Linked DNA regions of Homo sapiens: region 1 is linked to region 2. A link is a loop called in an ENCODE intact Hi-C map of the cell type or tissue named here. Cell type or tissue: heart left ventricle. All regions are shown on one strand. Each heading gives the region's core, and the rest is flanking DNA. Links, peaks and the distances in the headings are about the cores only.

Region 1 (16,459 bases), core at 3,449-11,448, 490 kb before region 2:
TGGTAATGCCTTTTGAGAAAATAATTGTTCCAAGGTCATGGTCTCTGCTTACAGCAAACCTCTGAATCTCTGAGTAATAGCCATGGTGTTCAGATCAGTGATTGATTTTGAGAGTGGGAAATGTCAAGCATCTCCAACCCTGGTATCCTGACTATTTTATTTGCATACATTAAAGGGTATGAGTGACCACCAGTGTGGTCTAACTTAAGTCAACAGGCTATGCCACTTTCCACACCTTCAGACCACCAGAAACACTTAGAAACGTGCTTTCCAGAGAGGCTGATAGAAAATATGGGATGTGAATTAGATGTTCTCCAAGGTCACACCTAGTTCTAATATTCTAAGAATTAAATTTAGAGTAAAAAGAATGGTCTCACTACTTACACAGTGATCTTGAGTATCTTTCTTAACCATTCCCCAGACTGCTTCTTCCTCAATGAAAAGGGGTTATTAAAATATGCAACACATATCTCACTGAGTTGGTTTGAGTCTCAACCTCCTGAAAGAAAAGGTAGACATCTGGCTGGGCGAGGTAGCTCACGCCTGTAATCCCAGCACTTTGGGAGGCTGAGGTGGGTGGATCACGAGGTCAGGAGCTCGAGATCATCCTGGTCAACATGGCCAAACTCCATCTCTACTAAAACTACAAAAATAAGCTGGGCATGGTGGCACGTGCCTGTAATCCCAGCTACTCAGGAGGTTGAGGCAGGAGAATTGCTTGAACCAGAGAGTCAGAGGTTGCAGTGAGCTGAAATCATACCACAGCATTCCAGCCTGGTTGGCAACAAAGCAAGACTCTGTCTCAGAAAAGGTAGACATCTTTGGAACCAGAGAAAACCTATTTCCCAAAGTCTTAAAAATTATAGTATTTTGGGGGAGTCTTCTACCTGGCTGACCCCAATCTTGCAAATCATCATTTTTTTCCTGCTATTTCCCTCTGACAAAATATCAGTATACTGACATCCTAAACTTTAGAATTTAAAGAGAACTCAGTAAGTTGAGAAGAGCTGCTAATGGAATATATGTGTACATATATACATATATACATACACATACACACGTATGTATGTATGCTAGATGATTATTTGTACGTGTACATATATGTGTGCATTAAGAAATATATGTATATACACATACATGCACACAAAGACTCATACACATATGATAGGGAAGAGAGAAGCTATTTATATGTGATAACATATTTGCCAAAGTTGAATTACTGAAGTCTACAAATCTAGAAATTGCATGAGAATTTAAGAGTAGAAGCACCCTTTTGAAATTAAGTCTTTATGCAAAATCCCATGCCATAATTTTCAACAACTGCTAGACACATTTACTTAGCCAGTTGTGCTAAGTTGGAGTTTAAGATTATCAGTGTTAATGTCTAGAAAATGCATGGTTTATTTGTGGAGAGTTAATGCCATTTCAAAAGACTTTTCCATAATGGTACAGTTTAGAGGTATTTCATTTAAAGAATGTTTTCCTTTCATGCCTGATCATTGTCTTCTTTTACTTCATATGGTTTGAGACATAAGGTAAGATTTCAGAATTGGGATTCAGTTGGGAGTATATATTTAGTGTTAATCATATAGACATTCTGTAGTACATATAAAAGAATATGTGATGCAATGACTAGTAGGTCTGGAATCTTAGATATAATTGCTGGTTCAGAGACCTTAAGATGTTTCTAAAACCTGAGCTATGGAGAAAATAAAGGTTTGCAAAAATGTATTTGAGAAACATTGAGGATAATGAATTCTCTATTAAGTAACAGTCACTTTAAAAGTATTAAGATGCTGCTGAAAAAAAAATCTTAGATAGAACACTCACTACTTCTCTTTAGAATCTATTTTTAATTGGAAAAGACAATTATTTTTCTACTTTGAGCTTAAACTCAATCCTACTTAAAAACAAGGGAGGCCAGGAGTAGTGGCTCATGCCTGTAATCCCAGCACTTTGGGAGGCCAAGGCGGGTGGATCACCTGAGGTCAGGAGTTCAAGACCATCCTGGCCAACATGGTGAAACCCTGTCTCTACTAAAAATACAAAAATTAGCCGGGCATGGTGGCGAGCACCTGTAATCCCAGCTACTCGGGAGGCTGAGGCACAAGAATTGCTTCAACCCGGGAGGCGGAAGTTGCAGTGAGCTAAGATTTCACCACTGCACTCCAGCCTGGGCGACAGAGCAAGACTCTGTCTCAAAAAAAAAAAAAAAAAAAAAAAAAAGGGAAGAGATACATGATTTATTCTATTCATTTCAAAATCTAACTAATTGTACAGTGACTTCATACTCACCTTTTACTTTGAAGTTAAAAAAAAACTAGAAAATATGAAACATTTACTGTGCACCAGGCACTGTTCCAAGTGCTTGTCTTATAGCAATACATTTAATCCTCTCACCAATCCTATGAGGTAGATACTATTAGTTACCTTATTTTATAGAGGAGAAAACTGAGGCATGAAGAACTAAGGTAATTTGTACAAAGACAAGTTATGGAGACATGTTTCAAACCCAAGCAGTCTTATTTTAGAGCCTGTACTTTTAATCATTACATTATAACAAAGTGAACAAGTAAAAGGTAAACTTAGTTTATATCGAACTTAGACTTGGATAGAAATATTATGTTAAAAATAAGATTCATAGAAATCAGTAAACTTGAATCAGGACCCAAAAACTTATTGGCAAAAATAATTAAAACTGGGTGTTTTCTTTCAATTTTGATTTCACTATTAAAATAATAATTTAATCTTTAACACTAGCTCTAATTTTAGAAAATGATTCTTTTCTGTATCTTGGTGAGTATGTATAGTTGTAAGCCTTTTTTTTTAGGGCCAGTATGTTTTTTGCAATGTAGGACACAGTTAATATCCATCTATTACTTTGAATTAAGTTCATTCAATATGTATGTATTCATTTTCATTTGAAAGGCATAATGATTGACCCACCCACACAATATCAAATTAGACCATGCATTTGAAATAGTGATTGACATGTTTTATATTTGATGCTTTGTAAAATATATTTTTTCAAGTAGGAAATACCCTGTGTGAAACCCCTCTGATCTCAGTCCTAGATTTGAACACCCAAACTTAGGTTTCTTAAAACTTGCATTCGCTTTTATGTCACCCTTTGGAGATTAAATAATTATATAGAATCAGAGACTCAACAGTATCCTCTTCCTTATTAGTAGTCTAAGCACAAACTTTATTGTCGGTTTTCTGCCTTTGGCTTCCTGTGCCCTTGATGTTCCCATGAGTTTTGCCGCCAAGATTGTAGACAGATAAAGCCAGAATTACTTTTTTAAAAGGCATGTGAACATCATTAGCAGCTAACAGGTGGTGATTTCGTTGTCCAGTTTGTCTATATAACATGGGAAAAATATGTTCTCTCAATGAGTGAATTCAGAAAGTTATGTTTACATATACTTTTCTTTTAAAAAATATGATTCTAACCTGCCAACACTATTAAGAACGAATCAGATATTTTAAGATATCAGTTGAGTCTAACAGACAAGAAGCCAGAAAATTTAATGCAAGGGCCAAATCACTGTGGGAAACTCAGGACACCAGCCTGGGATGAGAGTAGGAGAGCAGCTCTCCAGGGAGGGCTGTTATGGAAAGTGGAGAGTCAATCAAAGAAGATGTGAACATATTTCTCTGAGGAAAGAGAATTGTCTTCCACTGACAGCAAAGAGGGGGAAGGCCCAAATATAATAAATCTTGCATCAGATAACCTTGGCGAGGTTTCTTAACTTTTCTGAGCTTTACTTTCCACATCTATAAAAATGGGTCTAATACTGTCCTTAAAGGATCGTGTGAGAATTTGAAATTAGACATGTAAATACTTAGCTCATAGCAGGCACTCAGTAAGTAGGAGCTCTTATTATTATCCTCCATGTCCCCAAGCAGATAGCACTGAGACAGGGCTTGAGCCTGGTGGTGGTTGATGAAAGACTGGAGCAGGGCATATAAGCTTGCCATCCTACTCCCTGAGTGTATGAAAGGTAGAAAAAGGGTACCAGAATTGGATATGGGAGTCATAGCTGCAAAAAATCTAAGTACGAGCAGCTGGTCTTTCCCCTGGCAACTCCCATGTAAAAGGGGCAGGTAGGGCATTCTTGGGAGCAGCACACCAGGAAACAGTAGAAAGGAGCCAAGAAACACTCTTGATTCTCCTAAACCCAGAAAAGCATGCCATTCAGAAATTCAAGTTGATGGGAAGGATTCAGCATTAGCCATCTCACTATTCCTTTACACAAAGTTCTAGTTTATTCATTCATACACACATTAATTCTTTTTTATGAAGAAATACAACTAAAGGTATACAACTAAAATTCTTGATTTCACTCATCTGTGCTTTCAATTTTTAAAAAATAACTTTTGTATGTAGGTTATGCTTTAGTAGTAATATATCTCATACCTATCAATTGCTAAACTGTAAAATCCATGAGTGTGGAGACCTTGGATAACTTGAAAATAAAACTGACACTTTAGTATTGGAAATAAGCACCCTGAAATGAACATGAGTTAGAAGACTAAAGTCAAAAGGTAAGAGAGCTAAAAGGAAATGGGTTTTCCTTTAGCTGTCTCTTGATTAAGTTATCATAAAAAACAAATGTGTTCTGGGTGAAATCCTAAATGCATATGTGGATTTCCCAAATCTACGTTCTCTTAATGACATGTGCAATAAGGGTATATGTAATATGTTTCTAATAATTAGGGTATATGTATTTAAATGTGCATTTCCCAGTTCCATATCCCCTTAATGATGTGTGCAATAAGACAACAGAAAGAAAAAACTTGAATTGAGAGAGTTACACAATAAAAATTAAAATGCTACGGACTTTTAACTTGTCTTTGTTTAAAAAATTTGCCTGCAAAGTATCATGACCATGCCAAGTGATGAAAACAAGTTTGATAGAGAAAACATTAATTTTTTGTACTAATCTAAATAATTATAATACTGGTCTTCTACAACTATAAGTAGGCTATGTTCTCAAAATCCAATTGTAAATTGGTTGCTTAGACCTGGTATGTTTTCACAAGGAAACCATGTACCAAGCCACAAAAGCACACTTGAACTTTCTGCAGTCACTTACAATGTTGTTTCTAGGGAACAACTCATTCTGAATTTGCTGCACCTCTGGCCCTGAGAGCTAAGACTTCCCAGTAGCATTGCTTTCGATCTAGTTTCCGGTCTAGATCCCCACTTCTGTACCGTCTCCACCAAAGCGATTAGGAGACTCAGAATGGCTTTTGCTTTTGCTAGGATTCTGGTGAGCCCTGAAAGTCCCCAGTAGTGGCAGGGAGGGAATTTAAAGCCTCCGAGCCGGAAGAAATAATAGAAAAAGGAGAGAATTGAGGACTGGGTAGGCAGCTTTTGTAGCATTAATGGGAAGTGAGTCCTTAGCAAGACAGATGTTCTTTGTAAAAAGTATGTGTAATGACAGATTAAGTCTGGAATTGTCCCAAATATAAACATTTGATGAATCTAGGTGGTGCATAGGCAAGTGATCATGATCCTATTGTTTCATTTTTTTTTGTATGTTTGAAAAGTTCTCCAGTTAAAAATTGAAGTAAACGCACATACCCACACAAAAGTAGGTATGTCCATGTGCCTAATTCAATAAAAGAATATACATATTTTCTGATTATGACCTGAACCTTTCAAAGAAAGATCAAATTTTCTGAATATAAGTTACATTAAGACCTCTTTACATGAAACATTGATAACTCATTGTTTTCCTATTTTCCTCCAAAACCAATATATTTTTTTCCTGTGACCATTGAGACCTTTCTGGGAACTATGTAATTAAGAAAACTTTTAAGATATTTATTATTATCCAAAATTAAAAAGTCACACGAGTTTCTTGGATAAATATGTAATTATCAATTGTTAAAACACATACTGTGAAGCCTGTTCTGGAGGCTCATATAAATACATATTTTAAAGTTTTTTCTTATTAAGAATTTTGTGTAAAACAGTCTAATCCTGCCAATGTATGAAAATAATAAGATGAACAAACCATCTGCCAAGGAAATGAAAACAGTATTAAAATTGCACAGATAAACCATATCTAGTTCTGAAGAAATGGAAGAGCTCTTTCCTGGAAAAACAAAAAAGTCGTGACATTTTTGTAGAATATCATGGGTTATTATATTATCAAGAGGACAAAGTTTTCTGATTTGGGTGAGAGGGTCACTCACCCTTTTTTTTTTTTCCCCAAAATAACTAGCGCCACTCTGGTACCAGTTTTATTCAAAACCCTCTTGAGAAAAATAAACTATTGAGCTAAAATGTGGAAACAAATCACTTCATATTACTATACTTATAAGACAGACAATATCTAAAGAATAGTTGAGTGTCACTTGTCTTTTCAGTTGTTTTTCACAGGTTGAGAGTTACTTATTTCAAAATAGTTGGTAAAGAAAAAAATTGAAAAATTATAAATGACATTTATGTTGTTAAAGCTGCAAGATGTAAACATCATGAGAGGAAAAGAGTAAAAATTAGACACATTTGATAGTCAAGCATCCACATTAATTTATCAGAATAGTATTATGCATGAAGGTCCCAGGCTTCACTATGGCCCTGTGTGACTCTAGCCATTGTTCTGACATATGTTCCCAAGCAGCAGTACCTACTTTTTCTGGGACCCGTAGATTGCACTTTCTTCAAAACATTCAGTTTTCAATGAATCATTTGATAAGAGGACTTCATTATGAGCTGAGCAAAGAATGTCCTGATTAATCTCTTCTTTCCCATCTAAGGGGCTGATCTCGCCCTCTGACCTGTGGATGTCCATTGTCGTGTATCTCATAGCATCAGCTACTCTGAAAGTCCACCTAACCCTCTCAGTGCTCAAGCACTAGATCACCCTATCTTCCTTCTGACCCTGGCAATAACACCATGAGCATATTTCCCCTTAGATGAACTGCATTTAATCAATTTCTGATTTCATTAGGTCAAATGGCATCTTGCTTTCAATAATAGGGCAAATCCAGAGGGCTCTTTGCTCTAACTCTCAAGCAATATTTTATTGGCATTAATACACTACTGTGATTGTAAACAAAAGAAAAAAAAAGATCTTTGGTATCCTCAGAAAGTGTCCTTTTGTTTATTCCATGACTTTAAAATGGGCGTATATTAATGTTTTCTTATAAAGTTAGGCATATAATCATCATTCATTGTTGTCACAGCAGATTTAAAGAATCTTTGCTAAAGCTGACATTTAAGCATTTAAGGTGTTTGTACAGTGAATCCATGTGCAGAGCAAAACATTATTTTGAATGCAAATGATCACCTCTTTCTGTATACAGGATTTATTTGGTCAATTCCTTTTTGTTTCTGAAGTATGGTAACTTACGCTACTTTCCTTCAAAATTCTAAAGAAGTAATTTGCTTTTTGATGGATTTATTTGGATGTCCCAAATAGGCCTAATAACATGCTTGGGGGAAAAAAAAAATCCGTTGTTAACACATGGAATCTTTGAGATTTTCTTGTAAAATAAGTTTCTTATTACTCATAGTATAGCCCTCACTAAACAAAATCAGATATTGCTTTCACCCAAAAGTATTAGATGAACCCAGAAATACCAGATGTTTTCATCAAACTTTAATAAAGTGAGATCTGTAACATTAGGATTCCTAGCTTTCTTCAAGAAATGGCTCATGGATGACTTGAGAAACCTAAAGCAATCTGCCAATACATCTTTCTTTGGTTATTTAAGTAGTACCTGAAATCAGTTGTTCCTGCTACCCAATTTTCCTAATGTAAATAAATATACCCTATTTGTATACAAAATTAATTGGCCTAAAAAGGTAGAGGACTAGATAGGAAATGCCATAACCAAGTAGAAAATATAGGACTGGGATTTTGCTGTCAGATAAGGTCTTCTCCAAAATTGAAGTCAAAGATTAAGAACAATTATTTTTTTTTTTTTTTTTTTTTTTTTGAGAAGGAGTCTCACTCTGTCACACAGGCTTGAGTGCAATGGCGTGGTCTTGGCTCACTACAACCTCCGCCTCCCAAGTTCAAGTGATTCTCCTGCCTCAGCCTCCCTAGTAGCTGGGACTACAGGCTCGGGCAACACCACGCCTGGCTAATTTTTGTATTTTTAGTAGAGATGCGATTTCACTCTGTTGGCCAGGCAGGTATCGACCTCCTGACCTCACGATCTGCCCACCTTGGCCTCCCAAAGTGCTAGGATTACAGGCGTGAGCCGCTGCACCCAGCCAGATTAAGAACAATTTCTAATGACTGCATTGGAATTATTGCTCTTGGAATTAGAGTCCAAGTTTCTGTATAGAAAGCTCATTATGATCTGTGCCCCTTCTCCAGTTTTTTTTCATCACTCCCTGACCCATAATTTATGTTCCAGGTAAATAGTCCCTATAATACCTGATGCACACTGCTACATGCTGACTTTTACCTTGAAATCAGGGTTATCTCTTTACAAAGTTAACATCCTTTAGGACTCAGCCCAGATCATACTTCCCAATATTCCCATCATCCATTCTAACACCCTATTTTATTTGAAAGAGTTACTGTGATTCATAGTTATTCTTGCAGCTCTTCTGTGGGCTCTGACTTGGAATTTTCAAGTTTCTATTGGAGGCAATAAAAGAAAAAGAAACTCTGTAATATATAACAAATAATTACAGTAATTTTGATTATTTTTATAAGACTGAGAATACTTTTCTCTAGTGTCAGCTTATTTGTAAAAATCCAGTTTAACACAAAAGTTATCAAAGTGTTAGCCCTCAGAACCCTGTTCAAAAGGTTGTATGAGATTGTGTAAGAAATTTGAGTCTGAGAGTCAGAAAATTTGAGTACAGTTCTTAACTCCAAGATATACAGCCATATGACTTTGACAAGTTTCTTAAGTTTCTTGAAATTGAGTTTCCAGATAAATATAATATATATTTTATATAATTATAAAATATTATAAATGTAAATGTTGATTATCTAAAAAGATTATATATGTATTTGATCTAGAGAAAATGTATATAGTGGATCTAAAATATATCAAATAACTTTGTAGATTATATATTATGTTATAAAATGATTTCCATCTGGGTAAATTCTGAGTAAAATAATCATGACTTTTGTTTGTTTACTATAAATCTACCAATTTAGAAATATAGCAAGAATGTACTTTTGCAACTGTTGAAACAGTTGCCAAAATGCAGCATAAACAAATGCGTAATTTTTTGAAGGCTTAATTTCTTAATATCTTCATTATTTTATTGACTCTGGTTAACATATATCCTTTTACCTTTTGTTTTCTTAAGGGATCCTAAGTGTCATGGGGAATAAATGCTTGGTTTTGTCATTCCTGAGTGTGAGCCTGACACGATGGCAATCTCTAGAGATTAAAGTTTGTCAAGTGTCTGTTGCCATTTCCATTCTTTTTTTTTTTTATTTAAGTTTTAGGGTACATGTGCACAATGTGCAGGTTAGTTACATATGTATACATGTGCCATGCTGGTGCGCTGCACCCCTTAACTCGTCATCTAGCATTAGGTATATCTCCCAATGCTATCCCTCCCCCCTCCCCCCACCCCACAACAGTCCCCAGACTGTGATGTTCCCCTTCCTGTGTCCATGTGTTCTCATTGTTCAGTTCCCACCTATGAGTGAGAATATGCAGTGTTTGGGTTTTTGTTCTTGCAATAGTTTGCTGAGAATGATGATTTCCAATTTCATCCATGTCCCTACAAAGGACATGAACTCCTCATTTTTATGGCTGCATAGTATTCCATGGTGTATATGTGCCACATTTTCTTAATCCAGTCTATCATTGTTGGACATTTGGGTTGGTTCCAAGTCTTTGCTATTGTGAATAGTCCCGCAATAAACATACGTGTGCATGTGTCTTTATAGCAGCATGATTTATAGTCCTTTGGGTATATACCCAGTAATGGGCTGGGTAAAATGGTATTTCTAGTTCTAGGGCCATTTCCATTCTTATAGAAAATAGTAAAATAATACAAGGGTAGAATTTTGACAGAGAGTTATGTAAATTCACTTAAAAGCAAGGAAAGATTTTATTTAATTTTAATGTTTAAATAATACATATTAGAATCAACTCAGTGTCATGAAGCATCTGGTGATAAAAAGATGGGTTTTGTTGACTAAAGTAAACATATTATACAAATCACATGGATATTGAGCCACTTATAAGGAGTAAACTGAAAACCACTGAAAGTCTGGTCTCACCAAACTATAGTGTATTGATCAGCTGGCAAGGGATGCCCACCATGTTCACTGTATCAAAAGGATTGTGATATCTGAGTTCTGGGGAGTAATCCTAGCTGACCTAGCTTCAGTCATTAGCTTAAACCAGGACCACTCTATTCCATTAGACTGCAAGTGCCTGGAGGTATAAGCCAAGACCTTCTGCTAATTACCCCTCCCTATCCCCATCACTCAGAACAGAGTCTGAAACCTAGTGGTGTTCAGAATTATTAGCTTGGCTCAAAAGTAATTGCAGTTTTGCCATTTTTTAAACCTCGTTTACTTTTGCACTGACGAATAAATGTCTGAGTGAGTGAGGAAACAAGTGACCGAGAGCATGAGAGGGGAACCCTGAAGAAACCCTTACAGATTTTATGCATGAGGAATGAAGGGAAAGGCTGAACTGTGAGGCACTGTCCTGTTGATGGGTGTTTTGGTTTGGGTTCCTCCAGAAGCAGTCCCTGAGACAAAGATTTGATCACAGGTAATATATTTGGAAGTGATCCCTGGACACACATAGGTAGGGGCTGGCAGAAGAGAGCCAGGGAAGAGAACATACCTATGAAGGAGAATAAAAGGTTTATGGAGTTTAATGCTGCTGTGGAACTCTAGCAGTTTTTCAGATGGAGAAACAAGGAATGACAGAGAAGAGCATGGATAGACTTTTGTACAGGAAGGAAAGAACCATAGAGCATAAAATAGTTGAAGAGCACAATAGATTGGTGAGGCTGGAATGTGCAAAACATTGGGGCAACAACTGGAGATCAGGTTGGAAATGAAGAGTGAACCATTGGCAAAGGGTCTCTCACGGAATGCTAAAAAATTAGGACTTTTCACTATAAATAATGGGAGCCTAGTGAAAGACTTCAATGCAGGCAAGAGACATGAACAGATTTGATTTTTAGAGTAATAATTTTGGGGAAAATGTGGAGAATGGCAGAGATAGGTAGCACAGAGTGAGAGATCAGAGGTAAGAAGATGAATTCAGAGATCAGAGGTAAGGAGATGAATTCAGAGACTATTAGAATAGACCATGTACCATATGCTGCAGGTCCAAACTAGGCAGTAGGAATAGGTGAAGAAGAAAGATTCCAGAGATATCTGACTTGATATTGATAGGTTTTCTTGACATATATTGTAAGTCTTGGCAGCTCCCAAATACCCATTGCCTCTGTGGTTTGGAAAACAACCATCAGGATGCCAAGGAGCTAAGCAGAATCTCATTCTTTCAGGAGCCTACTAGATTCTTGTTACTCTAGATATAATCCATGGACCAACAATGACAATATCACCTAGGAGCTTGTTAGTAAATATGGCCTCTCCAGCCCAACCCCAAACCAACTGAACTGAATCTGCATTTTAACAGGTGATTCCCATGCACATTAAAATTTGAAAAAAACATTACCATATGACATAAATAACTTCTTTAAAGAGGTTTTTGAAAGTCCAGAGCCAAAGGGTGGCCTTTGGGACTTGGACAAAAGACCTACTCATATAAAAGAGCTATCTTGTCGGCCTTTGTGTAAAATAACCCTGCATATGGTTATTATATTGGTCATGCTATGACAATGCATGATTTTGAATGGTGGCTATTTAATCTCATCAATCCCTTCCAACCCATGATTACGGACTAAATGAGAAAGAACCAAGACTTACACTGCCTTGTAACTTTTGCCTGTGCCACACCTAAGTCAGAAATTCTGAACTCCCACATCAAAAAGTCAACAGTCCCAGCCAAAGAACAGCAACAATATCAAAAAATGATTCTGAGCCTAAACTACCCTCACCAAAACAGACAAACAAGAAACCAAAGCTCCAAGCAATTCCCTGGAAATTATCCATTAATTCCCTGGATAGCTCAATGTGCAAAATCCATTTGAAATTCTACTTATCCCTTATCTTCCATTTGACTCTTCTTTTCGGAACACATAATCTCACATGTAGCCTCTTTTTGTTATTTCCCTTCTCAAGCAAGAATAATAGTATTTGATTGCTTAAATTTCTTTATTTTTATGTTGTTCTTGAGTACTTGAATTCATTTCCCATTGGCCTTTCAGGTTAGATGTTAAAATTCTGGATGAGCAGCAACGTAGCTGTTTTACTCGTAGACTAAGTTTATTTGCTGCACCTGCCAAAAGAATCAAGGCCCACCAGGCTGCACTTCAGTCAAGCTGTTTTGAAAAATTGCAAAGAAAACAAAAGTAGGCCCACAATTTCACAATTTAGTTATCAAAAAATAGAGGAAAGATTCAAAATAAAGTCTGATTAACCCTCTTAGTAGGGTGAGATTTCACTTACTGGGAAGAACTGATAATGATTATTTCTGAAATAAAACCTCATTTTTTTTCATGTCTACCTTTTTTTAATTATAGGAAATGGAAACCAAAATGGGCAAATAATCATTCTTTTCTCAGTAAGAATCTTTCTCATAAATTTGCCCCTAAAATGTCCAGTCTTTTAAAAATGTTTTGGACAGTAATGAGACAGGTCTGAAAGAGATGCCTTAAAATTTTAGTAGTGCCTAGATTCACTTCACTTATTTACCTTTCTTACTTTAAGACAGCTTACATAAGAATAATTAATCTTTTTTTTTTTCCTAGTGAGTACCTGGGTTTGTTATTGAGGTTTCATAATTAATCTTTTTTTTTTTTTCCTAGTAGGTACCTGGGTTTGTTACTGAGGTTTCATGCTTTTTTTTTTTTTTTTAAATCGGGCATAACCATAATTGATTTCCACGGAAGGGTTTGGCTGAAGACCCAAAGAATTTTTGCTTAACTCATTTTTATTGAACGAAATCCAGAATTTTAGTCAAGAAGCATTAGATATTAATCACATATGAGTGGGGTCATTAAAATTTCCTTTACCTTCCAGAACTGCAGGTCATTATGGAATCATAAGAAGCAGTGAGCTCACTTAATCTTTACAATTACATAAAAGTGATTATTTTCTTAAGTCTTACAAGAAGCTCTTAACTATTAGTTGAAGAGCATGTTGGAATATTAGAACATCTGTGTTGTGTTATTATAGATGTGACTTGTGAATTAAAAAAAAATTCTCTGACTCAAAACTCTTAGAAGTTACCCTTTCCAGCTTGAATAGTTTTAATTCTTTAACACAGTTTGGGAGTATATATTTTTTACCTCGCAAGTAGAGACCTTGTTGCTGAAATATAAATTCCAGTATCATTTCTTAATTATTACACTCTCAACTTTATAGAAAATCAGAGGAACTTCACAGGTTCTAAAGATTAGGAAAAAAAGAAGAAGAAAATTAGAGGAGAAATGCAATTTTTTTTACTGCACTTAAGAATAACAGTTGGTGACAATTTAAGGTGAGTCAGTTTAGGGAAAAACTGAGACAAATCCATCCTCTAAATTATTGTTGCCTGTCTCCATCTTTTTCTTGTAACCACTTCTCATCTTTGACTTTGAAACCCAACAGTTTAAACTTGGTTCTTATTTCAGTGGGCTAATCCCCTTTCATAAATCTTGCTCAAGAGCTGAAATAATTTGCACATCATTTAAAGAGTATTTGCTTTGAAATATTCACCTCAAGCCCTTTTGTATATCCTCTCTCTCTAAAGATTTGTAGTATTTGTTTTGTTCTCTGAGGTATAAAAGACCTGGATAAACTTTATTCCTGTTGTTTCAAGATTAGTTAACGAAAATGCATATTAATTCAGCAGGGACGGAAATAAACCTCAGTAAAGATGATCATACATTCGCCTCTCGGGGATAGCAAAGTACAAAATGTCAGTCTTCAAATCTCCTTGGACTTGCTCAAAAGAGCATTTGGGGATTTAAATTTCCAGAATATGTCTACAAATGTATTTTCTTTGTTGTGGAGAACAGAAGCTATACTGATTATTTTTCCCCAGAAAATTGATTCTAATTTGTGTTTGAACAAAAATTAAGCCATCTAGAAAGTAGCACTTCAAGAAGACAGAGGAAAACTGCCACTGAAAAGGTAAATTTAACATTAAAAATTATATTCTTGATAAGCCACTAAATTTTTAGTTTATTTGTCATCAGATCCCAAATCCCAGGATAGTTTCACAGAATTTCTGTATTTTTTTCTATGAAAAAATTAGAATTGAAAGGACCTCAGAAAATCAAAAGTAGACATATTTAAATAGAGTTAAATGTTCCTCTGCATTTATAAGCTCAAATTTTAAAGTTTGTTGGTCAGCTCAGAAAAAAAATACAAATTTCTCTAGATAATATATTTGTTTCATATGTTAAGATGTGCCCTGTGTTTTTCTTAAACTGAAAATGACCATAAACTTTTGGCACTTAAGTGCTTATCCGGAAATGACTAAGTGGATTCAGGAGTAATAAATCACTCATATGGATCCAGCCACCCACAGTCTTGTTCCACTTCTCTTCTTTACAAGTGTAGTAATAGACATTTCCACAGTCCTCAGGGTGCCGAACTTTGCACCATTAGGAAAATCTGCAAGTAGCTTGATTTATCTTCCTCACTCAGTTAGCTAAGACCCAACTAACTAAAAATCAGCAGGAATGAACTTGACTTGTTAAACTTTTTTAATAGGGAGATGCAACAATTACAACTTTCCTCCTTTGCCACTTCAATTTACATTGGATGTGAAGCCCCTGGTGAAAAATATTCAGATGAGAACTCAAATTATAGGTGCATGGCTGGATGATGCTGACTCTAGGTTTTCATTATACACAGAGAATCGTCTGCTGTTTGCAATTAATCCAGACACAATCCTCTTGGTACTTTGGGAGGAATGCGGAAGAAATAGCCATTTTATAAGTTGTAAACTCCTAAATTACCCTAAATTAGAGACACTATTAATCGAACACTTTGATATAGGTAGGATCTGCTTATTGTGTAGGCTCATCTTCCCCTGATGGAGCAATCAATTAAATATTTAGGATGTGGAATACCTTCCGGGTTGGATAATGCATTTCATTTAAATTATGGCCCTCCAACCCGAAACATTAAAGGGGATCTTAACGGATGGAAGCACATTACTGTCTCTTGGATTGGGCGCATTAACACTTTAAAAATGAATGTGCTTCCCAGGATTTCCTATTTGTTCCACCAGCTGCCTGTGGATGTGCCAGATAAACAGTTTAAGGATAAGTATGTAAAAGATGCATGTGTAACTTTTTGTGTGCTGAGGTGCACCCTTGTAGCAAGAGTCCTCAACTGTGGCCCCTTTGGATTTTTTTTTTTTTTTTTGTCTCAATGCTGTAGCAGTCTAAAATGAGAGTGCTCATTTGATCATGGGAGAGTAGGAGGGAAAGCCAACAAAAGATGTAATTAGACTTCTGACAAAGGTTCTGTCTGTGTTTAATCTTTTATCATTTCTACCTATAATTTATCCTAATAAATAGTGATTATTACTAGAAAATATTGGGATGATATAGTAGAATTCAAAATAAGCATAAGCTTTCCCATTCTAAAAATATTTGGCATAAAGGAAATTATTTAATTTTTACCCAAGGACAATTACTATGTCAAATTTATGAACAGTATTGTAAGAACAGAGTTGTTATGTCTCCCATACCACGGAAGCATGGTATAGATATGGTAAATACTTTAGAGAGCTTACCAGGCTGTAGGCAGCATTCTAAGCACTTTAATCTACTCTCATTGAATCCTGTCAACCCTATGCAGCTCAGTGACATTATTATCATCCCCATTTTATCTATTAAGTGACTGAGGCACTGAAAGGTTAATCAATTTACACAAAGTTATATAATTAAGAAGTAGCTGAGTTAGAATTTGAAACCAAGCAGTCTAACTTCACAGCCTGGAACCACAAACCACTGTGTAGCATCCGGCTTCTGGAGTGAGGTTGATGGTTTCTGCAATTTACTAGCTCTACAAACTTTGAGCCAGTCACTTAACCTCACTAAGCTACTGTTTTATAATCTTAAAAATGTCAATAATAATAGTATCTACCTCACAGAGTTGATTGGAAGCATAAATTAGATTAAGTAATGTAACGTTTATAGCATTGTTTGGGAGAATGTAAGTACTCAATAAATGTTAATCATAACGTTAGTACAAGTATTTTCTTTTCTTCCATAGTATTTGGAAAAGTTCTCCTAATTTGGTTAAGAAAATGTTATCTTAAAGATAAATGATTGAAATTCCTAGAGATTAATGTATTTTCCAAAATGTCTTTGGACTTACAGGGGAAAAATAGTATATTGAGTGCCTTACAGAAGGCTATAAACTTC
Region 2 (16,459 bases), core at 3,464-11,463:
AGGCTGGGAACATCCACAGGTTCCTCCTTTTTGTCCCATTGCTCCCCTTTTAAAAATGTTACAAAGTGAAAATAAATGTACCTTCATTTGAGGTTCTACAAATGTTTTAACATTTTTTTTCTTTCTAATCCAATGTCTTCCACATACATATCAGGTTCCTAATAATAATTTTTGAATAAACAAAGAAGAAGTTAATGACTATATGAATTACAGAATGAACAAAAAAGGGACACATGAATAAATGTCAAAGTAAGACATTAAACATATTTAGAAACTTATTATTGAAAAAATTTGTTATGGCCAATATATGCTGCACATCTAGAAGAGTAAAAAAATAATATTTCTAAAACCCAAGTCATCTTTTCACATACATTAAATGAATAAATAAAAAAAGTAAAAAATAACTTTGACAGTAAAAGCAAATTATATCTCTATTTATCAAAAGTTATCTAAAATTTAAATAATCTCAGTAATGTCAGTTATCTCAGTAGTAGCTATAACTGAGGATATTAATCTGGATTATCTGCAAACAACAAAAACTCAATCTGACTAAACTAGACACGAATGTATTTATTGGGAGAAGTTGCAGTATGGATTAGCTACCAAATAGTCATTTCCTCTCTTTTGTCTTTGTGTACTTCATTCTAATTTTTTTAATGGTCTATTCATCCCTCTACTCCTATATGGCTCAGGGTTAGGGTCTAATTGATAGATCCAATTCCCATTCCCCCTGCAGTTTATGCATATATGATGCAATGAGGTTATGTGGGGGATTCTCTTAGTGGGCTTCTGGCAAACTCTTCTTGACTGCAGAAAGAGAGACAAGAAAATAAAAACAAAAACAAAAAAACCCTCTCCTGCATCTGGAAATAGACACATGGTGAGGACGTGATGGCTGCATTGCTGCAGCCTTCTTGTGACCATAAGGGGTCAGCTGAAGAAAGGCTAACACGTCAGGATGGGAGAGTGGAAAGATGTAGCCACTCTACATCCACCCTTCTTGCTATCTGAAATAATTTTTCCTTGCTGAACAAGTCAGTTGAACCAGGGCCTTCGGTTTTCTGCACCTGACAGAATCCTAGTGGATAGAGAACAATATCAAAGGGAGGGAGGCTGGACTTTTGAGCTTGGGACTCGTAGAAACCCCAGCAGCTGCGGAGGTTAGGAAACAGACCCCACCCGCCATCTTTTGGTGGAAATAGTCTGAGTGGGTTCCTCCACGCAGGAAGGACTGGAATACAGACGTTATCTTTTTGTTCCTCTCTTCAAGTCAAGATTCCATTTCCAGGATTGATAATATCAGAAATAATTATTTCCGGGGCCAGGCGTGGTGGCTCACGCCTGTAATCCCAGCACTTTGGGAGGCCGAGGGGGGTGGATCACGAGGTCAGGAGATCAAGACCATCTTGGCTAACACGGTGAAACCCCGTCTCTATTAAAAATACAAAAATTATACAAAATTACAAAAAATTACAAAAAATACAAAAAATTAGGCGCGGTTGCGGGCGCCTGTAGTCCCAGCTACTCGGGAGGCTGAGGCAGGAGAATGGCATGAACCCGGGAGGCGGAGCTTGCAGTGAGCTGAGATCGCGCCACTGCACTCCAGTCTGGGCAACAGAGCGAGACTCCGTCTCAAAAAAAAAAAAAAAAAAAAAAAAAAAAGAAATAATTATTTCCTCACATAGAATTTCAGATTCTGACAGAAGGATAGGTAGATACTGAATAGCCAAAAATGTCCAAGTGTCCACAACATCAACAATCAGCTGCCTGGTTTTCTCCAAGACCTCCTGCATTATGGGTTTCCTTGTGTCTTAGCGTTCATCCTCAGAGGGCTTCCATTTCTCCTAATTATCTCCTGTCCCTATTTTCCACTTCCATAACATTCTCTGTCTTTAGTATATTTCATTTTTTAGAGATAGGGTCTTGCTCTGTTGCCTTGGCTAGAATGCAGTGGTGCAATCATAGCTCAATGCAATCTTGAATTCCTGGACTCAAGTGATCCTCCCACTTCAGCCTCCCAAGTAGCTGGAATGACAGGCACGTGCCACCACAGCTAATTTGTAAAGATTTTTGTACAGATAGGGTCTCACTATGTTGCCCAGGCTGGTCTCAAACTTCTGGCCTCAAGTGATCCTCCCACCCCGGCCTCTCAAAGTGCTAGGATTACAGGAGTCAGCCACCACACCTGGCCTTGTCTTTATTTTAAATAATTTCTTCCACAGTGTCACCTTTGTCCACCCTCCTTGTACCTTCATTCCCCAAATGTGGAACTAAAGCAAGCGAGTTTTAGTGTAGCTGGCTTTCAGTGGAAGCTTGGGATTACAGGTAGAGATGACATTGGGCCACATGCTTAAAACAGTGTAATCCATCCCTTGAATAAAAAGAATATAGTAATCCATTCTATCCCACTACAGGTTGCTGCTGGATATGTTACTTTTAAGTCCTTGCTTATGTCCTTCTATTCTGTGACCATTTTCTTTTCCTCTCTACAAGGTTTTTTTTTTTCTTCAGTCTTCCCAAATTCCTATTCATTTCTTAAGCAGAGTTGTTCTTCACCTTTTATTCCAAATCCAGCTTGTGGCCAACTCATGCATATCCCAGAATCCATTAAGGAGCTCTGGCAATGGATTATCGACTTCAGATTTCTATCTGTTAAAGCACACTGCTCCATGATAGCTTTGGAATTCATTTTTCCTTTCCTGGTTACAAATTTTAGGAAGTGCTTCCCTCCTGACTAATCTTGGTAAGCAGAGAGGGAGTTATTTAAAAACTTAAGACTTATCCTTCTCCAGTTCACAGAAAAGCCCGAAGAGATTTATTTTCTTTCCTTTCTTTTTCCCTTCAGCTCCTCCTCTTTTCCTTCTTCTCCCCACCCAATACAAAGATGGTAATTGTAATGTATTCACATACTCACAATCCAAATGAAGAGCAAAGTATGAAACCCAGTCTAAGGGGAAGGAGCACACTGGGTGCCATGTGCTATCACCTGTAGTCCCAGTTCTGCAATGTCCTAGCAGTATGATTTTGAGTTGCTCCTTCTGACATTTGTGACGAAAGCTATGGTTTATCTATGTCACAAGGGCGTTCTAAAGACTAAATCAGAGGACAGATGAAGAAGCGCATCTTAAATTATAAAGAGCTACCCAAGTATAATAGAGTGAATACCAGATGGCAGATTCCATCAGTAGAAGGTCCAAGAGAACGAGGCAAGAACCCAGCTGCTGCTGATCTCTTAATAGAGGCAAGAATTCCATCAAAGAGCAAAGACTCCAGGGCCTGAGATTTTTGGGGCCCCAAGGTCGGGGGGGTGGGGGGCCAACAACAAGACTGGAGCTTGAGTTGGAGAGCTAGTGGGAATCCTTTTATTTATTTTGTAGAGGCCGATTTGATCTCTGTGGTTGCTGCAGATCTAAACTTAAAAGAAATCTTACTCTACTCGCTCTTTTCTATGGCTAAAGGAGCAAAGAGTTAATTACCTTGTTACATTCATCTCTCCTTCCAAATTTTCCAGGAGCTTTTCCCTTCATTAGCCATCAGATGAAACTGAAGAATATTTATTATTTATTGTGTGTGTTAAATTTTATGTCTTTTCTTCTTAATGTTTAAAATGCATGAGTTTACTACTTTCTGTATTCTCTCCTTAAAAAAGCAATATTTTTGTTGTTGTTGTTTTTATTGTTTGTTTACCTGCAGTCCTCAAATGACTTTTCTTAGGGTCAATAATTCTTCATAAAAAGCAAAATGAAAAGATACTTCTGGCATGCTTTAGATTAATCGCAAGAAGCAAATAGTTTCCCATACATTTTTCTTATTCTTAATTCCTTTCTTTTATCTTTTATCCGATTTAAATATAATACCTATAAATGGCCACTCAGTAATGGTTAAGTTATATGGTTTTACTTCAGGGCTCAATAGTAACTTATTAAAGTATATTTTATAAAATGATTTGGCTGTCAAGATAACGGGACTATAGCAATGACTTATGTGCACACTGTGGGTCACTGCTATGGCTCTAAGTCGGTTCTAAAGGGAACATGATATGCACACCTACATGCCAATTTCAATCTTGATTATCTACTGCAATTTATTAGACTAGAGGAGTTCCGAAGAGTTTATTCATTTTAAGCCTTGTTTAACTTGCCTAGAAATGAACTGCTAGATAAAGTATCAGTAGGAAAGCATGTCGAATAATTCCTCCACTGAAAATCATCATTATTTTTGCACTTACAATAGGCAAAATATAAGAGTGCATTATACATAGTCTTGTTCATTTTATGTATTTATGGCTTATTTCTATATTGTAAATGCCTTAAACACAGAAAATGCCTCTACTTCTCTGTCTCCCACAATGGGAATATGGATATCTTTTAGTACTTGCTTCACTTAAGAATGCTGGGCTTGAATAAAAAAACTAGTTCACATGTATCACAAAGGTTTACTTAAAAGTTTCCCCTAGTTGTTTAATATCTGAATGCAAAAATCTAGGTTTGATTTGGAAATGATGATGCTTGTAATGATTATGTCTTATCTCCTCCAAGCAATTTGGAAAGCTTTGTCTGATAAACCTCTTTTATCCCAGTTCTATCTTCTGCTATTCTTACCTCCCTTCCCCCTCCACTTTTTCCAATCTCCTTCCTCTTTATCCCTAACATTATTATTATTTTTTGGATTCACTCTTATACTCTGTACACACTTGAGCAATTACGTAGGAAAAAGGAGTCTGGCATTTTCTTATTGTAACCCAAAGAAAAACAAGCTTAAGCATATCTTGATAACATAAAAAGCCAATGGATTCATTTTTGGGGGAAAAAAATCTGACCAGAAAGAAAACAAATAGACTTTCAAAATATAACATTTAGATTGAAAAAAAAAAAGTATAATGGGTCAGTTTGTTTACTTAGAGAAGGTATTCTTAATGTTCTTAATTATGTATGAGTACATAATCTAGGTTGGTACAATTTTAGATGAAGCTGCTAAAACTAAAATGTTTGAGAAAACAGATATTGCTAAATAGTACAGAGAAACCACTTTATACAGCACCATTTTTTCATTGAACACTCAACTGAGAAGTAAAACATCCAGAACATGCCCAGTTTATTGGGAGTTTGTTTTCATATTTCTGCATGTGTTTATAAAAGCATTTCAAGATGTAGCTTTTTACTGATTCTACCTTGTTAAAAAATCAATCAAGCAACCATCATTTGCTAATAAATGTTTTTATCACAGCTTTCAAACCTTTTTCAAGACATCTGAGCTCATCTTCACTTCCTCCTTCTTGAAAAAGAGACCCCATGGTGTGACACTCTAAAACCACCTCTGGATTTAAAACTATGGCTGCCTGGAATTGAAGGCCCAGTTGCTGAGATTCCCTGATTTGCAAAGCAAGGGAGAGTTCCTAACTGAATAACTTGAGTTTGTAACTAAAAACAAAAACAAAAACCTGCTCATCTATTGCAAGTAAGTATACTCCCTTTGTTACATGGTATGCAATTAGATGCCTTTGAAATAAAAGGTAAGTTAAATCAGAAGTCTCGGGGACAAGAAAATACTATTTTAAAACAGGGAGTGTCAGATGTTTTTCAATTCAGTACCAAAGGGTATTTCACAGGTAATTTCTCAGGGCTGATGTTAGCTAATTATTAGCTACCATATCCTGCCTGCCATTCTTAGTGACTATCTCCTGGCAGAAAGACACAGCTAGGAGTGTTTTGTTTCATTTGTCCTTGGAGTTTTTATCAGCATCAAGAAGGTGGACTGAGCCAAAGTTAGAAGAATTCTGGAGCTAAGCAAAAAGCGACACGTTTAACAGCCCCCATTAATTGGGGCTGTTACATGATTAATTTGAGAAAAACAGAAGAGACCGATTTCTTTACAACTCACAGTTGGATGCAACGCACTAAAAGTAATCCTGTAAATTACATTTTAAATCTCCAACATATTCCGAGCAGATAAAATAGTGGCATGATTGACCAAACTCCTTTTAAAAGTACACATATTACGATGCATCATAGTTATAAACAGATGGTATTTGGCCTCCTTCCTATTCTCAACATTTGGAATTTCTAAACTATGTGAATTAAACAATAATATTTTATAAACATACAAGGGATTTTGCTCACTGCTTTGTTAACATAGAAATTATACAATGCTGACATTTATTTAAATTTTAAAAAGTAAACAACAGTGTGCATCGAAATAAAGCAAACTAAAATCAACATAGAGAAGTATGTTCTGTGTGCGTACTACCTACAATGGCACTGGCCTTTTAAAGGGAAGACATAATGGGTTGAAGAACAAATTGTAGCATAGATCGGCCTAATCCCTTGTACTCCAAGGCTCATTTAACACCTCTCTGTAAACAACGGATATTTATACCATAATTGGCTATTTGACCATCAGTGTTCATTTACTATGTAACCTGCTATTATGGAGTTAAAAGAAGCTCCCCTTCATTGGCTCGTCAGCTTTCAGAGTAGCGAAAGTGTCCTCGCAGTTTTAAAAACACTTACACAAACGGGAATCAGTCTGACACTTGTACTCAGAATGAGAAACATTATCATGATATCAATAAGTATATATTTATTCTTTGGGGGATATTATTGCCAGAAAGAAAAGGAAATATATTAGATCTGAGTGTCATTTCCTAAGATTCTTTTCTAAAATTATAGCTTTAACCCTTTAGCCGCAGTTTGGAAGGGAGACCCATCTGCTGATTTGATGTACTAAATAGAAGGCACTTGGTTTCCAAACACTATTCTCAGATTCGCAAAGTTGCGCTGTGATGAATAAATAATGAATCAGATATTTCAATCCGTTTTATGATTTTTGAAAGCCCTGATTATCATTGTTTACAGTCTCTTCTTAATGCACTTCCCATGCGTTCTTGTTCAGCCTTCCAAGAGTTGGTTTATGTAGGCCACCCTCTCCCAACCTCGCTTTACTTTTGGACTGCTCTCACGTGTTAACCCACCCGCTCACACCTTTAAACCAGTTTGGGGAATATTTCAAATCTGAGGGGGGAAATCTTGAGCGACAGATGACAAGGAGTATTCGCAAACACTCCAGGCTAATGTTGCTTGTATTTGGTCACAGGTGTGCCCTGCTTTTGCGTACTATAATATCTCTATTGGTGAGAAAGAGGGAGAAAATTATGCTAAAACCACATGGATAGAAAGGAAAACGGCACTGCTGAAATCAGGAAGGATCAGCATTCCTTTTCTCCTATACATACGTGTGTATACTCAGATAAATAATGATAAATCACGGCAGTGTGAGGGAGGCTTTTAACAAAATACAAGCTTCAAAATAGGAATATCTTCACAAGTTTTCAAAAAGCTAATCAGAGCAAATGAGTGACAAATCAATGTAATGCTTCTAAATATTCTCCTGCCCCAATATTGCTTAACTCCTCTTCTCCACTCCTCCTAAATAACCAGTTGGTGGTGAGGAGGAGAAATGAGGTTTGTATTTCAATATACAGGTGTGAAGTGAAAAAGAAAGCGTCCGGGGGGTGAGATTTAAATCACATATCCGAACATACCAGAGACAGGAGTTATTCTAAACTGTGTAGATAAAATCCCTTTCGGAGAGTCCCCGTGCCCATCCCCACTCCCCTTCGCGGGATTGCTGAGGGCAAGTTATGTTTTTTGAAAAGGTAGTAGGCATCGGTGTTTCTGGTTTTGCTTAGTGCGTCTTCATCGTATTCCCTCGCTGAGGACTGAGCCTGGCCGACTCAGGGAACCGAGTTCAATGAAATCCTCAGACGCATAAAGCACAGGGTGCCGGCCCACCGAGCTGCGCTCCCTTCCCGGGGGTGCCCGAGAGAGAGCACGCGAGCCCGGCGCAGCCAAACCCGGGCAGGGGTGGGTCCCCACCGCGTGTGCGTGTGCCAGCCTGGGAGTGTCGGCGCGAGCGTGGCGGGTGCGTGCCGGTGTGTGTGCGTGACAGCGCGCGCGTGGCAGGGAGTTCGCGCGCCAGGGTGCGCGTGCCAGCGCGGGTGTGCGAGGGAGTGCGCGCGGGTGGGAGCGCCAGGGGCTGGCGGGGCCCGCGCCCTGGGACGAGCCCCTCGTGCTCCGGCTCTGCGCTCCCGCAGCGCCCACGCAGCCGAGAGGAGTGGGTGATGACTTCGTGACCTCAACGTCCTCCCCCGTCCCTCGACATGTTCCCGCGCCTGAAAGGTGCAGAAAACTCCCCCCACCGCTCTGGACGAGACTGAGCTAGGCGTCGAGGGCGGGCGCCGCCGCAGACCGGAGCTCGGGCTCGCTGGCCGCTCAGGCGCAGCGGTGTGGAGGGAACGGACGCGCGGCAAGGCGACCCGCTCTGGGCAACGCGGGCGCAGCTGCCCCGACGCAAGGCACTAGCTGGTCGGGGGCTCGGGCGAGCCGGGGCCGGCGTGCCGGGGCGTGCGCTCTCTCGGCAGGCGAGCGCCGGGCTCCGCGGAGGTCCCTGCGCCCACTGCCTGCTTCTCCGCCCGGCGACCCGGAGTCCCCAGGCTGCGGTGCGCCAGGCCAGACCTGACCGAGGGCGGAAGACCCGAGCGGCAGGGAGGCAGAAAGAAAAGAGGTAGCAAGCCCCAGACAAGGGATCCTTAATTACAGATAAAAGGCAAACAAAACCGTACACCACATTTTCCACGTGTCAGCTGACGGCCGCGACAAAAGGAAACAGAACGCTGGGGGGTGGGGGGGAGGCCCCTTCTTAGCTGCCCCCCACCCCTTGACAATGTGTGCAAATGTAAAATGCATTAGGTAGTAACTCTGGATAGGTGGTGCCCGGGGCCAAATTGCAGCTGCACGCTCCATCGTGTAGGACAGTTTGCTGATGCACCCAGAGGTCTGGGGAACCTCTTACAAAAAAGGGACTACAAATACTCCGCTTGAGCACATTTTGCTTCTTAAAACTTCATTACTCATACATTTTAAGTTAAAAATTTTGTGCTTAAAGTGTTGCAATTATCTTCAGTAAAATTCTAATACACACACACATACACACAATTTTGTTTTGCAGTTTTGTAGATTCCATTTTATTGGCCTGGTATCACAGCATTAGAAATACAAGGGGAAAAGCCAAGACGATGAAAGCCAGGGAACATAGCTGCAAGCACCAGAGAGCACAAGTTCCCCTCCATGGCTCTGCGGCTCAAATGGAAAAAGGAGAGATGTCTGCTTTGATTTCTTTCCTTTTAATTAATCAGGATCACAAAGCAATCTCCACCCTGTCCCTGGGATTTAAGATACTGGTTAAACTCCACCGTGTCCCGAATTCTCCACAGAAGGTGGAGGAGTGTTCAGAATCTGAAGTCCACCCGCGGACCATTAAAAACCTCTAGGTCTGTGCCCTCATTTTTAACACTCAAATTAAAGGATCACCCTGAGCCACCACGCAGTGCACTCTTCTCTATTTTCTCCCTCTTGTTGCTGGGCCGGTTTTGGAAATTAGAAGGGGTGGTCTCTTTGTTAGCAATCTGTTTACTTTCTTCTGATACAATGAAGCATCAGGTCGAAGGTGACAAGGCTTCTTTGCTTAGTCATTTTTACCCATCTCTTTGTAGATGATGTTTTTTTCCATTTTCAATTTTTTTTTTCATCAATGCCATCTCCCCAACAGCATTTCAAAAATAAAATTTCCAAGTCCTTTTTTTAAATGTGGTTCCAGTCAAATGATTTACCCACACCCCAAATAATATTATTTACATCCAGTATTAATAGCTGCATATCAGTAATTCTTAGAGATCTTCTGATCCATATTTAACAATTTAAATGATGGCTAACATTATTGCCAGGCAAATGCCTGAACCAATAGTTTGTGGACTAGTTGCCAGCCAGATGACAGCCAGGTATACACAGGGTAAGAACATAATTAAGTTTCTGCCCTAGTCTCTTCAATTGCAGAAGGCAGACAACACTCTTTCTCACCTTCCAGGGAAGTAGATTAGCAGATTAACAAAATGATGTAAATCACATAAGCTTTACATCCCCCTTCCCCTTCTAATACCTATTTAGGAACACTTTAAAATTTTTCCTTTAGGCATCTAGTCTTTCTGTGGTTTAGCCACATGCTCTCCCCTTTTTGGCTTTCTCCTTCTGTAAAATAAGTAAGGTGAAAGAGCAGATTAGGAGTTTTTCTTTTTCTTACAGCTTTCCTGTGTTTGAGTGGATCATCCTGTTGCCATCGTTTTAGTCCAGTTGTTGTTAATTCATGTTCTTACCACCCACCAAAGAATAGCACAGGATTAAGTTTATATTAATAAATGATGTTCATGAGTAGGTTTTTAAATGCCAGAGTTATGATTTATTTTTTTAAATGGGTGGAGAAAGGAGAGCGGCAATAACTAGCTCCCAAGTCATTCAAAATCCTGGCATCACACATCTATGTGGGTTTTTCTTTCTTTGTTTTGGTCTTTAAGTTTTTTGGACACACCTCTTATTTCCCTTTTAGTCCTATATCATGGAATAAATGCTTTTTTTGACTATCTTTGTCCATAGCTTGAAACCCTGTTTATTACAGTTAAATTTATAGAAAGTATTATATGGTCCTCTTTTCTTCTTCTTAAGAGCTTATAATTGTCCCTGTTTATCTCCCCACCCATTAAGAATTCTGTAATAAATCCCTGCACCAAATAAATTAAAATCTGCAACTTCAGACACCCGAGGAAGAGGACATTAATCCACTTAGTAAAATACTCAAGACCTCCCCCTCTCAATTTCAGCTCTTCTTAATGTAACATTCAGTAATTACAGCTGGCTCCTTATACTTCCCTCCCTCCCTTTTATTCTGAATTATATTGGCCTTGCTTAACCTTCATTTCCTTTTCTACCCCCCACATTTGTCCACATACTTTTCTTTGACCATGTTTGTCTCTTTCTCTTTCTTTCTGCTGTGTGGATTGAGGGCAACAAATGAAGCTTTCCAAGAGCTTAATACTTGCCCGTAAAATCCCATCCTACCTCCCCATTCCACTATTAACGTTTTGTACAATTTTTATGCATCCTTCAGTTGTGTAGTTACTGCTCTATATTTTTCTGATTGATCATTAAGTTATGCTGGCTTTTCAGAACTGTCTCCATAATCCTGAAGCAAAGCCTTTTTACTTGGCATGCTCTCTGCCTTTGGAATGCCTTTCCTGGCAAGGACAGACGCTTTGGTTTGACTACGATTCTTAAGTTACAATTCAAAGCTAATTTGTTCAGTTAGGTTTCTACTATGAGCAGCTCTGTTTCTCACCGTTAAGTGCTCCATGATGCTGCTTAGTTGAAGGGTGTGTTGTAAGTGCAAGATGTAATATACTTATATTGTACTTGATTATCAGTTTTCAAAAACAGCTGCATGCTTTGATATCTGTGTAAGGAAATATCGAAAGATAATATACCATTGGTATTTATTACTCTATAATTAAGGATGTGTCAGTGTTTCCCTTCCAAAAAAGCCCCTTATTTTCAGAAATTCATATCTCAGGCATAAATTTCCCTATGAATTACAGTCTAATACCATATTAGAAGTTTCTCCTTTTTAAGTTATCCCTCCCCTTCCTTTTCTTTCTGAGGAAGTAAGTCTCAGGATGTAATTTCTGGGTTATTGCTTTGGGATGAGGGGGAGCAGGCCCAGTGATGCACAGTTCAAGGTGCTGCCACATTGCCACCTGCTCCCTCTGCTCTTCTGCCCTGTGTGGGGAGACACTGGGGGCTGCCTTTCTGATGAAGGGTCAGCTTTATACACACATGGGTGAGCAGCTTTGCCACTGTATGATTCGAAAGGCAATAGAGAAGAGTCAGTTGTCCAGAAATATCACAAGTGCCACAGAGTCTGAACTTTTAGTACAGAAATCAATTCTTCCGCATTCCTCTCCTTATGGTCATTGAGAATACAAGCACTGGCTGGTGTAACATGAAATACACCTAGAGTAAGGTATTAGCAACTTATTAACACGTTTCTTCTTACAGTGAGAGGCAGAAGGAAGAAAGAGGAGAAAGAGAAGACAAATGTTTTTCCCTTCTTGAAGAGGTGGTCTTGACTACTGCTCAACCACAGCCTACTGAAAGAGCCCTGGAAAATCTGAGTTCTAGATCTGCCTGTACCACTGTGGGACCCAAGGCAAGTCAACTTCTCCTCAGGCCCCAGTTTCCTACATCTCAAATACAGGAGGTTACAAAAATAAGTGATTCTCAGGAGGGCCAGGGAAGTTACCTAAATGTATGAATTCAGCAGAGTGTAAGACCACAGGGAGTGGTGGGGGCCTGTGACAGATGGGGTATACTCACTGAATGCCTCCCTAAAGGGAGAACCAGAGCAATAATAAAAACACTTAAAATAATGGCCATATTCCGGGCATGGTGGCTTACACCTGTAATCCCAGCACTTTGGGAGGCCGAGACAGGTGGATCACGAGGTCAGGAGATTGAGACCACCCTGGCTAACATGGTGAAACCCCGTCTCTACTAAAAATACAAAAAAATTAGCCGGGCGTGGTGGTGGGCACCTGTAGTCCCAGCTACTCGGGAGGCTGAGGCAGGAGAATGGCGTGAACCCGGGAGGTGGAGCTTGCAGTGAGCCGAGATGGTGCCACTGCACTCCAGCCTGGGCGACAGAGCCAGACTCTCTCTCTCAAAAAAAAAAAAAAAAAAATTGGCCACACTACATAGTCTCTTATGTCCCTTTTAATGGCAGAAATGTGGGCCACAAAATAACCACCTCCACTGTCCTTTGCTGTCTCCTGCCAGCTGGAGAAATAGAAGGGAACTAGGGGTCCAACTGAGTCACGCATACTGCACTTGGTGCTTCCTGAAAGGCACATAGGTGACAATGATAACATCCCATGTAGGGAAAGGCTTATACAAAAAAACTTTGTTTCTGTAACACACTTCAGCTCCTAAATATGTCACTATATGTGCCTTAATTTTCTCATCTGTGAAATGATATTGAAGACATTAAATTTTCAGATCTAAAGGACTTCAAATTGCTTGAGAAAGGTCATACCAATATTCCTAGGGGTCACATCTTCTCGCACCCCACCTTAGACCTGCTATTTAAATGCAGTAAATGCAGTAATAGGAAAGTAATATAACCATTTAAAATTATCTTCCAAGAATCACCAATTCCTTCTGTCAGTTTATAAAAACAATTAAGATCCTCTCCTTGGGGTTGGGAGAGGATAAGGAATAACTCAGATAATGATAGATGATGGTGGGACACCTGAAGAAACCGATCGCAAATTCCAATTTAGAAAAATGGACTGCAGAGTGAGTGAGGATCCTGGTCCCTGAAGCCATTTGTGCCTCACATGCAGCAAGGGCATCCCACAGATACCCGGGAGAACTCTTCCCCTGGGATAGATTGCAGTGAAAGCACAAAGACCACGATTCGCTCCTGCGTCTTAAAGAGGAAAGGGGAGAGGCAACACTATGGGGAGTGGGCAGTGTGGTTGGGAGCTCTGAGAGCTCTTGTGCTCTAACAGGCAGCTCTGAATTTTTTGAGATGAGAAAGACTGGGCTCATTTAACATCTGCCTTCCTCTTCCTTTCCTTACCCTTCAGAAGGGAGTTTAGAGCTATAGTTTTCCATCTTGTGTTTGCAATGCCACAGGCATCTGTTAGAAATGGTGATTAGCAGCCCCAAGAAACAGGAACCTGTGGCCAGTTGAGTCTGACTTTCTCCACAGCATGAGGGTTGAGGTGAAGCCCCTGGCTCCTGTTAAGCAGAGGAAAGTCTTCTCAAGCAACATTGGCAGTAGAGTAGTTTGTATCACTGTCTGAGGCAAGCAGTTTTCTGACTCAATCAATAATTGAGAAAACCAAGAAATGTTAAGGATAGCCTGATAGCAAAACTAGTAACATGCTTCCTGAAGTATTTATATCTCCTATCAAAAGATATATGCAATAAATACACTGAAGACACATGAAATGTCACAAAGAGTGGCAAGAAGCCTTTGTGTATCACGACTCAGCTTAAGAAACAGACTTCTCATCATGCAACGAATGCACCTTTCCCTACTTCTATGTCCTTTTTTTTCTCTACCATGGCCCCTCTGACATAACCATTATTGTAAGTTTGGTTAATTCCCAGGTTTTCTGTAATACTGTACTTTAATCACACATGTCTGTATCTTTGAGCAGCATGTAGAATTGCTCGCATGTTTTTCAAACTTCCCCAGTTATATTTTAATGAATAGCTTTGAAGAGAGGGCATAGGATAGGAGCATTAGTTGTCTGTATCACAACTCAAATTTTAAAATGAAACATGTTCAAGTCAGTGGTTTATAATATACTCTCTTCATTGTTAAACATAAGATCTAATATTAAATAGTCCCAAATTTTCCACTGAAAAAGAAAGGCAGTTGGGTCAATAGTCAATAGAAGAATAAGACCCACAGTGTATGTCAGCATTAAAAGACAGCATGGACTATCATTTGAAAACTGATTCTATCATCCACAGAAAGTATCTTGAGACTTCAGTAAAATTTCTTTTGTGGCTCATAATATTTCTGGGTAGCAGATGCTTTCTCAAAAACAGATTTTACTTTTAAAAATATCAAATATAATTAACACCTTCAACATAAAATGAAATCTTTGCTTCCAGATGCATTTCAAGGTGTTGAAATTAATCTCTGCAGCCCTCTATGGCTAAGAGTTTCCATTGACTTATGGATTCTGCCTGCCATATTGATGTCTGAAGGACTGAGAACAGGAGCAGGGCATTTAAACTTAACTGTATTTGAAGGATGCTTATTAAACCAGGAGCATTTTTAAAAAGGTATTTGCATCTATTTCTGTCAACACAGTATAAATGAGAAGGTTAAGAACCAGGTGCCCTGATATTTGTTATAGAAACACCTAGCCAGAAGCATAGATTAAGTTTAGGGCAAGCTGTATTTCAAGACACTGTGTCAAAGTCTTGATAATGGATGGACTTTTAAAGACATTTAAAATTAAAATTGACTTTATTTTAAAAGAAAAAAACAATCGAGTGTTAAAAAAAAAGAGGAAGACTAAGTTTTCCATCAAACATACTCAAAACAATAAATGATGGGGGTGGTTGATAAGGGAAACTGAATTAATGAGTCAACGTGTAGTACTAATTATCTGCTGAGATTTCAACAAAATACTGATTAACTTATTTAATAACACTCCATTCCACTAGGTCGTGGGTGTTGAGAAGCATGAATGTGCGTGTGCACACACACACACACACACACACTCCTACATATTTTTAAATGTTAAGAATTACACATTTACAAAACTTTTTATTGCTTATGTGAACTAGTAGCAACTCTGACATTACAGTCTTTATAAGGTTTTTCTTTAAACTCCAAATCTCGGTATCATGCAAATAAGTGACACCTTTAATGTAATTTTTTTAAAATTTATTTTAAATTTATTTATTTATTTATTTTTTGAGACAGAGTCTCGCTCTGTCGCCCAGGCTGGAGTGCAGTGGCACGATCTCGGCTCACTGCAAGCTCCGCCTCCTGGGTTCACGCCATTCTCCTGCCTCAGCCTCCCCAGTAGCTGGGACTACAGGCACCCGCCACCATGCCTGGCTAATTTTTTTTGTATTTTTAGTAGAGATGGGGTTTCACCGTGTTAGCCAGGATGGTCTCGATCTCCTGACCTCATGATCCACCCGTCTCGGCCTCCCAAAGTGCTGGGATTACAGGCGTGCGCCACCGCACCCGGCCTAATGTAAGCTTTTGTCCTGGAAGGAATGTTGGCCACAGCTAATGGCAAAATTTGATTTGCATTTATGAGTGTAGAAAAAAATGCCCACATACAGGTAACTTTCAATATTATATTTGCCTAAATCAGGAAAATACGTAAATGTTTCAGATGTACTCTCTGAAAGGTGTTTAATGCTTTTTTTTTTTTTTTCCTATCAGTGAGAAAAGATCTATGGGTACTAGTTGTGTGTGGAGTATCTTAGCCACTATGAAGCGTAAGCCCATTTAGTTTCAGGATAGAAAAACACAGTAAACGAAGCGCTATTTCTTGGCTGTGAGATAATATTATTTTGAGAAGATGTCATCTGTGACACAGCAACTGACAGAAGCAAACTGACTCATCTGGTTTATCTCAGTAGATGGCATAAAGTATAACCTTGCCCAGGAGAAGTGGCAAAGAATTTCTTATTCATATTTATATCTTTAGTTTTGCTATCCAAAGGAACACACCTGCTAGATTCTGAGTTCCATAGTCTTAGACTGGAAGGAACTTCCAAAATAGTTCCTGAGCTCTTTGTTTTCTGGGTGACGAGGTAATTTGTTCACTGGCTTCCCTGTAAAAGTCTAGAAGCCAGTGCTGTGGTGGCCCATCACACACTGTGGGTCTCATGAAGGTTGGAGAGAGGAGTCTGTTCAGATGGAGCTTCTTGTTTCTGCTTCTTACTCTTCCTGCTTTTAAATTCCCAGGCCTCATAGACTCTGAACTGCTTGCTTCGATCTGCAATACTGCCTCTCTTCCAAGGGCTTTGTC

What was found. Hi-C counts contacts between places; a loop is a spot of excess contacts. Peaks named below come from ENCODE experiments on the same cell type or tissue, not always from the same donor. Only the 100,000 strongest peaks of a DNase experiment are listed, where the experiment ranks them.
Region 1: a loop joins it to region 2, with 3 times the contacts of the local background. A loop is called at or near these places in 2 of 110 quality-filtered maps.

The regions. Positions count from the first base shown.
Region 1 is chr2:143,437,223-143,453,681 of GRCh38, forward strand. The region is part of intron 8 of ARHGAP15 (Rho GTPase activating protein 15); the gene reads left to right. Among named protein-coding and RNA genes, the nearest start is that of ARHGAP15, 320 kb to the left of the region's middle. In heart left ventricle, for the core only: no CTCF peak of the experiment used is centred there; no DNase peak of the experiment used is centred there; H3K4me3 peaks cover 444 bases; H3K27ac peaks cover 2,284 bases.
Region 2 is chr2:143,929,075-143,945,533 of GRCh38, forward strand. It overlaps QTMAN (queuosine-tRNA mannosyltransferase), which reads right to left. Exons shown (of 12, transcript NM_001376312.2): 12 at 8,994-16,459. QTMAN-AS1 (QTMAN antisense RNA 1) reads left to right here and starts at 7,993. Exons shown (of 3, transcript NR_110237.1): 1 at 7,993-8,562; 2 at 11,940-12,090. RefSeq lists an enhancer at 7,417-8,100 and a silencer at 8,295-8,494. In heart left ventricle, for the core only: no CTCF peak of the experiment used is centred there; DNase peaks (open chromatin) are centred at 7,907 and 8,237; H3K4me3 peaks cover 2,718 bases; H3K27ac peaks cover 4,894 bases; H3K27me3 peaks cover 1,614 bases.